Regions from separate parts of the Homo sapiens genome. Here regions 2 and 3 are each linked to region 1. Evidence: chromatin contacts called from ENCODE Hi-C or POLR2A ChIA-PET data. All regions are on one chromosome and are shown on one strand. Each heading gives the region's core, a stretch centred on a gene start or an enhancer-like site at or near the end of the contact. The rest is flanking DNA. Distances are from core to core; before and after follow the strand shown. Region 1 overlaps LOC124903391. Region 2 holds the start of LINC00677 (long intergenic non-protein coding RNA 677). Region 3 overlaps EXOC3L4 (exocyst complex component 3 like 4).

Region 1 (2,849 bases), core at 152-2,651:
GAAAAGTACATTCTGCAACAGCCACAAGCACCACTCTTTGGGGAGGCAGGAAGTTCAAGCTCAGCTAGTATTGGGGCCCTGCCCCTTGAGAGTTGTGTTGGACTGAGGAAAGTTCAGTGATACCCCATGCACAGGGAGAGGGAAAGTGTGACAGCCCCACTCTCAGCTCAGGCAGGGAGGTCCCCTGAAGTCCTGAGGCATCTGATTCAGCACCAGGCAGAGGGTGGCAGAGTTCACTCTGGAAGACAACCCCAGAACTTGTGGCCCAGCCCCCACTGTCCCACAACCTGCCCCTTCACCCTTGAAATCAAGAACTAGCAAGAAGGCTGGGTGAAGTGCCCCAGCATGGTGGCTCACGCCTGTAATCACAGCACTTTGGAAGGCTGAGGTGGGAGTATCACTTGAGGCTAGAAGTAGGAGACCAGCATGAGCAACATAGCAAGACCCCATCTCTACAAAATTTAAAGAATGTAGCTGTAGTCCCAGCTACAGGCTGCGGTTGTTGTGGGAATCAGGAGACTGGAGAGACAGGTAGGTGGGACATGAGAATTTTATTGAGTGCACTCAGACCCAGTGGATTAACATCCAAAAACTGGGCCCAGAACAAAGACAGCACTTGACTCATATACACACCTTTGAACGGGAGTGGGCTAGTTTGAAACAAGCTTACAGTGGCATGAAAGCAAGGATACAGAGACAGAACATAGGCAGTTAATCAAATTGTGACAGGTGCATAACCCAGGGTTACATGTAATTCTTGCTATGCAGTCCAGATGGCTGTTATCTAGGCTTGCTTAAAAGAGCCTTGCACAGGCTTATCTCATAACCTTCGCTATGGGGCCCAGAAGGCCGCAGCCCAGGCCTGCTCAGGCATGTTGTATAACCTTCACTGTGCTGCTTAGATAAAACAGAATACTTGAAGTTTCTAGTTACAGAAAACAAGAATCTATAAATTCATAAAACTTGCAGAGCAAGGTACAATCACATGGAGGGGGTTGGGGTTCGAGGGGGAACTTTTTCTTATCCTTATGTTGAGGGAGTGCTGGGAGAGTCTCCAGAGCACACTCCTTTGAGCCTCTGCTTCTTTGATGATGTTATCAAGACTTCGTCTGGGTCTGGGCTTTGTCTGTTACTGCCTTTGGGATGAGTCAGCCTAATATAGAAAGCTTATTTTTCTCTTTTTAAAATTTTATTATTCTTTCTTTCCTTAATTTCCTGCCTCACAGTGAGCTATGATCACACCACTGCACTCCAGCCTGGGTGACACAGCAAGGCCCTGTCCAAAAAAAAAAAAAAAAAAAAATCTGTGAAGTGAGAAAGATGAAGGCCCATGGGAGGAAGGGGGTGGGGAGGCCAGAACCTGAGGACCTTCTTTTTAAGTAGGGTGGCCCCAAGCTGGCTTTGCCCGGCTTCCCAGGTTCATGCCCACTGTCACGTGAATGGGCACTCTCTCACTTCCGAAGGTGACCAGGTTTGGATGGTGAGTTTTGTCATCACTCTGCTCTTAGGCCATGGTGTGAAGTCATGACTTTATCAAGTAGAGAGGGCTTAAGTGGAGGAGGGATGGGTGATTTACATTTTATAAAGTGCCCCGGGGGCTGGAGGGAGCTAGAGTGAAGGCCTGGGTATGAGCGACTCCAGGGGGACAGGGAGGGGAGTACCCGTCACTTAGGACCTCAGTCTGAAGTTCCCTGGCAGGTGTCCCCTTCACCTGCCCTTGAGCCTGGGGGCCTCCCTGCCTGGAGAGGCCCCAGCAACCCAGCCAAGCCTGACCTTGAGCAAGGCCTGGAGGCTGGATCTGAAATGGAGAAATTCCAGCATTTCTCAGGTTGGCCAAGAAGAGATCAGGTTACCTTCTGGTCCAAAGACAGAAAGGGCTCCCTTTGGAAGGGGGAGCAGAGCCACAGCCTGATCTAGGGACCCAGCTGGTGGTCAGGCCCAGTATGGGTGACAGGCCAAGCAGGCCTGGCAGTTCCCTGGGCCACCCTTGAGCCAGGCCTGGGACCAGGAGCTGGCGGGGCTGACCCGGCACCAGGACCCCCAGGAGCAAAGGCAGGGCCCAGACAAGAGGAGTGCAGGAGGTAAGGGACTTGGAGCGTGCCAGGCCTAGACTCCCGGGATCCCTGTCTCGGTGGCAGTGTGGCAGGCCAGGTCTCACTAACGCAGGCCTCCATTACAACTGTCCCAGCACTGACTGAGTAGCTAGATTAAACATTAAAAGCTGATAGAGCCAGTGCCCTTATACAAAGGCTGGAAAGTAACAAAGAGCCCACCGAGAGTTTTGCCTAGGCCTTCCCTGGGCCTTAAAGCAGGACAAAATAACAAATTAATTCTTATCAGGACCCTTTTAGGGTTAAACGAGTTTTTTTGTGGGTCTGAAGAAGCTCCCCACGCCTCCAGAAACAAGTTTATTGAGGGTCTGAAGGCACTCCCCAAACCTCCTGATTTAGCAGGAGACAAGATAAAGGTAATCCCCCCAGCATCTGGACCCATTTAGATTCAGTAACCTTATTGAGGCTCCAGAGGAAGGTCTTCAGGACTCACAGATGACCGTAAGTTCATCACTAATGTCTTCAGATGCATGCACACTTACACGTAGACATACCGCTTAGAAGGTATGTAAGTTCTGGAAAACTGTAATTTTGAGTTGGTCCGGTGATCATTTCCAGGCCTTTCTCCCTGTAACCAGTTGCAGAAAATAAAAACGCTCTTCCTCCTCAGTTCATCTGCATCTCGTCATTGGGCCCCGAGAAATAGCCGCCCCACTCTCAGTTTGGTCCGAGAACAGCGCGACAGTGGAGTTGGAGCCGCCCCGGGCGGGATTAAGCCGGGTGGAAGCAAGTCCAGGA
Region 2 (3,070 bases), core at 316-2,815, 83 kb before region 1:
GCTGGGGAATGGGACAGCCGCTGGCCACTGGTCACAAACATCGCCACCCAGCATGTGATGCTGGCTTCCTGCTGGGGAGGAGCCGTAGGCTGGCCTTTGGCTCCTCTGGAAGTGCCTGGCCTCTTGGGAACTGCTTTCTGCATCTGCGAGAAGAGGGTAAGGACTGCTCCTGCCCTATGGGCCCCATTGGCTGTCATCCCTTGGGCCTCCATGCTGCCCCATTTTCAGAAGACTTTCCTTGTCTTGAGGACTTCACGTATGTTACCATTGACCCTCATGCCTGAGCTTAGAGAGGGGAAGTGACTGGTGCAGACACAAGTCCAAGGCAGCAGCCTCGTTTCCCAATCCCCAGCCGGTGCTCTGGGCGGGCCACTGCCGTCAGTGGGGGACAAGGGTGGCAGCCCCGCCTCAGCCCTGCAAAGCCCGTGGAGACCAGGGGCTGCCTTCGAGGGGACAGTGGGGCCTAAGGCCTGACAACGCCCTCCTGGCAGATGCAGACTTCCCGAGCAATTTCCCGATCTGCTTGGGAATGGGAGGGGGGGTGAGGGGGTGGGGTGGGGGAACAGAGTCTGGCAGGAGAGGCTTGTGGGGATTGCACAATGAGGCCACAGCAGCCAGCCGTGAAGGCAGCCACCGGCCAGGGCCCCTCAGCCCGTATCCTCATCGCCCCTGTGTGGATGAACTCCATCTGCGCGGTGCCGGTGGAAGGACCCTCCCAGCCCCGGGACACCGCGGCTCTGTGGACTCATCTGAAAAATGTCATCCCTGGAGTCCTAGGAGAGAAGGGGTGGGGTTGGCAGCCTTAACGCCCCATCCTGCATCCTGGCGGCCTCCCGCATCCGCTCCCCCACAGGTTCCCCAGAGACAGGATGATGGATGGCAATCCGAGTGCAAACCTGGCGCTTGGCCAGCACTCTGGAAGAGGAAGTTCTCAGTTCCCAGGGCACCTGAACCCACAGCCGCCCCCACTCCGCTGGCCCCCCTGGTCCTGGAAGACCTGTTACTAGGCTGCAGAAGGGGTGGCGGAGTGATCAGGGGGCGGGGAAAGAGGCCAAACAAAAGAGGGGAGGAGCAGAGGCCCCAGTGAGGCAGGAGGGAAGCCCCTGCCCAGCGGGAAATTCCTAAATGTCTGGGTCCTTTCCAGAGGGCAGGAATTCCTAGCCTAGAGTGTGAAATAAGGAAGGAAGTGAATCTCCAGTGGGTTCCCTTCACAGCCCCTTTCCATCCTCCCCACATGCCCCACCCCCACATCTCCCAAAACAAACCCTGAGAGACGGTGTGGATGGGGAGACAGGCCTGGAAACGGAGGCCTGCGCTGAATGGGCAAAGCCGGGTTGATGATCCAGACGAGGCCCTGGAGTCTGGGCCTTGGGCCCCTCCCCTTCTGCCTGCTCCGGCAGCCTGTGGGTCCAGCCCCAGCCCCAGAGGGGGAAAGGCTCCAGTGGGAGTCCCATAGGCCTGGCTAGGAACCCCACTCCGCTACTTAAAGTGGTGTGAGCCGGGTCAGCCACTTCACCTTTCCGCATTTACGCATTTCAAGCAAGGCTTGACGACCGGAGGGGCTCAAGGCCCTGTGCACAGCCGCGCGGCCAGCACTCTGGCCAGCCTTGTAGCCCCCTTCCCCTTAGGGGGCCTCCTTCAGGAAGCCCCCGTCCCCTGCCTCCTTGTGGCCACGGTGACACCGGAACACTTCAGAGGGGCGGCTGGGGAGTTGGGGTGGGACGGGCTCTCCCGCAGCTGGAGCCGGTGTGTGACGCGGGAACGCGGCCAAGCGCGCCCCATCCAGGCGGCCTATCAGGAGCCGTCGTCGGACAATGGCTCCGCGCCTGACAACCCCGTCGTCCCCGTGCCGTCCCCCGAACTCCACATACCATGCGACGCGCGGCCAGCCCCCCGCCCCTGCCCGGCTGCTGGGAGGAAGTGACAGCGCCCCGCATCCCCCGCTGGGCAGGCCGGGCGCGCCCAGCCCCTGGGACGCAGGGACACAGCCGGGCCGCGCTGGGCCTTGGCCTCCGCCCGCGGGTTTTCCGCGGTTGCGGCGGGGCGGGGAAGGAGGGGCGGGCGGGGCGGGGCTGACTCTGCGACTATTTCAGGCCTTGCGGAACCCGGGCCAGGACAGTGGCGGCCAGGCCGGGACACGGTAAGTGACCTCCGCTTCCACACGTCCATTCCCCGCCGCTCCGCGCGGCTTCTCGCCCGCCCCTACCCCGAGGCCAGGCCGGATTCCCCGAGGAAAGAGCCTGTCGCCGCGGCGGGGACAGGAGGGGGCTGGACGCTTCCAGGGAAACTGAGGCCCTGGCGCGCCCAGCGTCCGCGCGTCCGGGCGCAGAGGGGCCAAGGCTGGCTGAGGGCCCGGGCCTGCCAGAGGCAGGGAGGGCGGGGCTGGGGCAGGCGCAGGGGTCTCCCCTCCATTACAGCAGAAAGGCCCCAGGTCCGGCGTGACTCCCCGGCCGGGCGACACAGGCCGAGTCACTTCCTCGCCCGTGCCCGGGTGTCCTCATCGGGGGATGGGTGCGCCTTCCACATCCTGCCCAGGACTGAAGGAGCCGGGCCCAGCGAGCTCCCGGGAGGTGTGTGGACATCAGCCCTGACGGGGAAGGCGAGCCAGGTCAGTGGACCTGAGGAGAGGCCGGGCAGCAGGAGGCTGGGGGGCGCTGTTGAGCCACTGGCTGTGACCCCTCTACGAGCCTCCCAGCAGGCCCCTTCCTGCCTCAGTGGGCCCAACCAGCGGCAAGGCTCAAAGGAACGCCCCTCCTCCCCTTCTTCCTTTCTGGCTGCACCGGCTCGCTGCTGCCTGCAGGACAGACTCAGGACACAGGAGACTCACCCCCACTGAGGCCCAGCTAGGCGCCCAGCACTTGGCTGTGCGGTTTGGCCACATCCCCTCAGCAGCACTGTGGGGTGGGGGTCCTCATCCCCTTTTCAAAGACGGGGAAACGGCGGCTTGTGAAGGAAGGAGGTGTGCAGTCCACACACTAGTGAGAAGTGTGCTGAGCCCACACCGAAAGCGTTTCTCTTTCCATGGCACCAGCTGCCTCGGAGAGCGGAGACCTGGGGCGAGGCCCAGGGG
Region 3 (2,700 bases), core at 9-2,508, 100 kb before region 1:
GGCTGGAGGCGCAGCGGGGGCTACCAGGGGACCCGCGGCCTCAGGTCGGGGGCTGGGAGGCACGCTCAGTGCGGGGCTTCGCTCGCAGCTCGTGGCCGAGCACGTGAAGGCGGCCGGCGCCATCTCCGCGGAGCTGGAGGCCACCACCCTGCGAATCTGCACGCGGGCGCTCGGCCTCTTCGTGCCCAGGTGCGGACGCATCCTCAGTAGGGGAGCGACCTGGCCGGGTGCGCTCTGCAGGTGGGAGGGAGGAGTCTGCGTAGGGACCTGATTGGGAGGGTGGACCCAGGGTCATCGCGCAGCTAGGGAGGGTCCCCAAAGGCTCTGTGTATCCCGCCCCAGGTTTGAAAAGGCTTTTCTGGCGTCGGAGGCGGTGAGCGAGCCGCACCTGGGCGCCTACATCAACGCCTGCGAGGAGCTCAGGTAGGGCTCGCCCGCTCCTGTGCGGGCGCAGCGTGGCCAGCAGGGGGCGCGCGAGCGCCGGGAACCTGGATGGAGGGGAGTGCGCGCGCGTGGAGGGGGCAGAGGTGAGGAGTGTGTGTGTGTGTTTGTGTCTGTGTGTTGGTGGATCTGAGGGGTGTGTGTGCGTGTGTGTGTAGCAGAGTTGGGGGGTGTGTGTGCGTGTGTGATGGAGCTGAGGGTGTGTGCCTGTGTGTGCATGCGTGGAGAGCTGAGGCTGTGTGTGTGCGTGTTTGGCAGAGCTGAGGGCTGTGTGTGTGTGTGTGTGTGTGTGTTGGAGCTAAGAGGTGTTTATGCATGTGCGTGTAGGGGTGGAGCTGAGTGGTGTGTGTGTGTCAGAGCCTAGATGCGTGTGTCTTGTGTGTGTGTGTCCATCCGAGCAGGGGCCCTGGGGGAGTGTGGATGGCTCTTCAAGGCTGAGCAGAGGCCGAGGGGTTCCAGCTCCCTGCCTGCTGCCCTGGGCTCCATTTTTCCCTCCCTTCATCCCAGGCAGCATTTCTTCCATCTTGGGACACCTCCTTCTCTGGGAAGCCTCCCTCAGCCTGCACCCTGGGCTTTGCTGGGGTGAGGTCTGGGTCTCTGTGTCCCCAGAAGGCAGACGCCCTCCCTGTGGGCTGGCAGTAGCTGTTGGCCTTCCGTGCCCTCAGCTCCAGGCCAGGCCTCAGCAGATGCGGCAGCGCCAGAGGCACAGACTGAGCCTCCCCATCTGGGTTTATCCTTTTTTAAAAGTGTGTAAATTTTAGTGTCCCGAAGTACTTCTCATTTGTCTGACTTCAAAGAACAGCTGTGCCACCTGCTGGCTGTGTGCTCCGGGACAAGCCACCTCCCCTCTGTGGCTCTTTTGCCACCTGTCAAATAGGATCAGAGCACCTGCTCCCTGGGGTGGTGTGGGACCTCTGTGCCTCAGGGGACTCAGTTCCCATTGGCTCTTTGTGAGCACTTCTCAGTGCCAGGCACTTTGTGGGTGCCTTCCCTGCCTGACACGTCTCATCCCAAGCGCAGTATACCCACGCACAGGTGCAGAGCACAGGCCTGGAAAGGAGGTGCCACTTGCCCGTGGCCACGTAGCCAGGAAGTGGTGGAGCTGGGACTTGAACTAGGCCTGCCTAAATCCAAAGCATGACCATCAGGCACTGCTTCTCCAACACTCTCGTCCTTAATCTGTGCCAGGCTTGTCCTTGGTGCTGGGACCCTGGGGTTTCAGCTCCAGGGAGCGTTCTCTGCCCCTTGGTAGGCAGCCTCTGGCCAAACCCTTGATGGAACTCCAGCCTGCTCTACTGTGTCCCTGGCTGCGGGGACTGCGTATAGCCTGGCCCTCAGTTTCCTCAACAGTGAAATAGGGACATGGTCACCTTCAGGGGGCAGTTATAAGGCTCAGGGTAGGGTATGTTCCAGGCATGGCTATGCCGCACTGTTTATCACCAAGAGGGATGGAAGGTCTGTCCCAGAGCTGCCAGAGGGGAACGGGTCAGCCACCCCTGACCCACCCCTTTGTGACTGGCTCCCTGGGCTTCTGTGCTGTCCCCCACTTGACTCTGCTCGCAGACAGCTACAATGGGGAGCCCCACGGGCTGCCCTTCACATTGTAGTCTAAGTGAGTGGAGCTGTGTGCCCGGCTCTATTCCCCAGCCTGGTCTCCCTTGCCCACCTCATCGCTGGTCCTGGCCCCTCCCCAGGACCAGTCTTCTCTCCAGGTTCCCAGGAACCCAAGAGGAGCTGGAGAAGCCCCTGGTGACGGCCACCTGCAGCTTCCAGAAGCACTTGCTTCAGGGCTTGCAGCGTGAGTTGCAGGTGACTGTGATAGGCCCTCTCTCCCTACTTCCCATGCCCAGCAGGCACCCCCTATTTCCTAGAGCCTGGGGGCCCAGGTCACAGCATTCATTTATTCCAGGGTGAGCTCATGGGTGTGTGTGTAGGGTAGTGGGCAGGGGACCCAGGTGAGGTCCCAGCTGAGCAGGGGCGGCTGGGAGACGCCTGCCTTCTCACTTCAGTCTCCAGCTCTTAGTGGTCACCCCCGAAGCCTGGGATGGTGGGTCCACGGATCCAGGCCCAGGGTCCTCACCCAGTCCCTCAAGGCTTCTCCAGGGCATGCCCTGAGCAGATCTGACTGCACAGACTCAAACCCTGCCCCTAGAGCTTGGGGCCTGGGAGAGGCATTCTGGGAAAGGGCTCGTGACATAACCTGTGGCTAGGAGAGGGAATGGCACCCCAAACCCAGGAGGGAAGGGGTCAGGAGTGGCA

What was found. Hi-C counts contacts between places; a loop is a spot of excess contacts on that map. ChIA-PET counts read pairs that join two places held with the same protein, here RNA polymerase II (POLR2A). Pooled maps may share reads with other maps.
Region 2: a loop to region 1 is called in a map of vagina, with 3 times the contacts of the local background. The contact joins the promoter of LINC00677 here to the enhancer-like site in region 1. A Hi-C loop is called at or near these places in 2 of 168 maps with a recorded cell type or tissue (PC-9 and vagina) and 5 of 50 pooled maps. POLR2A ChIA-PET finds 5 or more read pairs at or near these places in 5 of 52 experiments (BJ, H1, K562 and 2 more).
Region 3: a map of PC-9 shows a loop between it and region 1 (4-fold over the local background). The contact joins two enhancer-like sites. A Hi-C loop is called at or near these places in 1 of 168 maps with a recorded cell type or tissue (PC-9) and 1 of 50 pooled maps. POLR2A ChIA-PET finds 5 or more read pairs at or near these places in 5 of 52 experiments (BJ, H1, HepG2 and 2 more).

Annotation. Positions count from the first base shown.
Region 1 is chr14:103,204,355-103,207,203 of GRCh38, forward strand. LOC124903391 reads right to left here. Exons shown (of 2, transcript XM_047432044.1): 1 at 2,594-2,849. The coding sequence ends at 2,737. Among named protein-coding and RNA genes, the nearest start is that of LINC00605, 17 kb to the left of the region's middle. Within about 2 kb of position 1,402, at least 2 of the 41 ENCODE cell types and tissues checked have a DNase peak (open chromatin) inside an H3K27ac peak, as active enhancers do.
Region 2 is chr14:103,121,344-103,124,413 of GRCh38, forward strand. LINC00677 (long intergenic non-protein coding RNA 677) reads right to left here and starts at 1,566. Exons shown (of 2, transcript NR_138038.1): 1 at 1,266-1,566. It overlaps TNFAIP2 (TNF alpha induced protein 2), which reads left to right and starts at 2,118. Exons shown (of 12, transcript NM_006291.4): 1 at 2,118-2,608. RefSeq lists enhancers at 1,049-1,581, 1,582-2,115 and silencers at 1,780-2,059, 2,360-2,409.
Region 3 is chr14:103,104,650-103,107,349 of GRCh38, forward strand. It overlaps EXOC3L4 (exocyst complex component 3 like 4), which reads left to right. Exons shown (of 12, transcript NM_001077594.2): 6 at 89-189; 7 at 343-423; 8 at 2,136-2,250. Among named protein-coding and RNA genes, the nearest start is that of EXOC3L4, 11 kb to the left of the region's middle. RefSeq lists an enhancer at 1-659 and a silencer at 534-693. Within about 2 kb of position 1,259, at least 2 of the 41 ENCODE cell types and tissues checked have a DNase peak (open chromatin) inside an H3K27ac peak, as active enhancers do.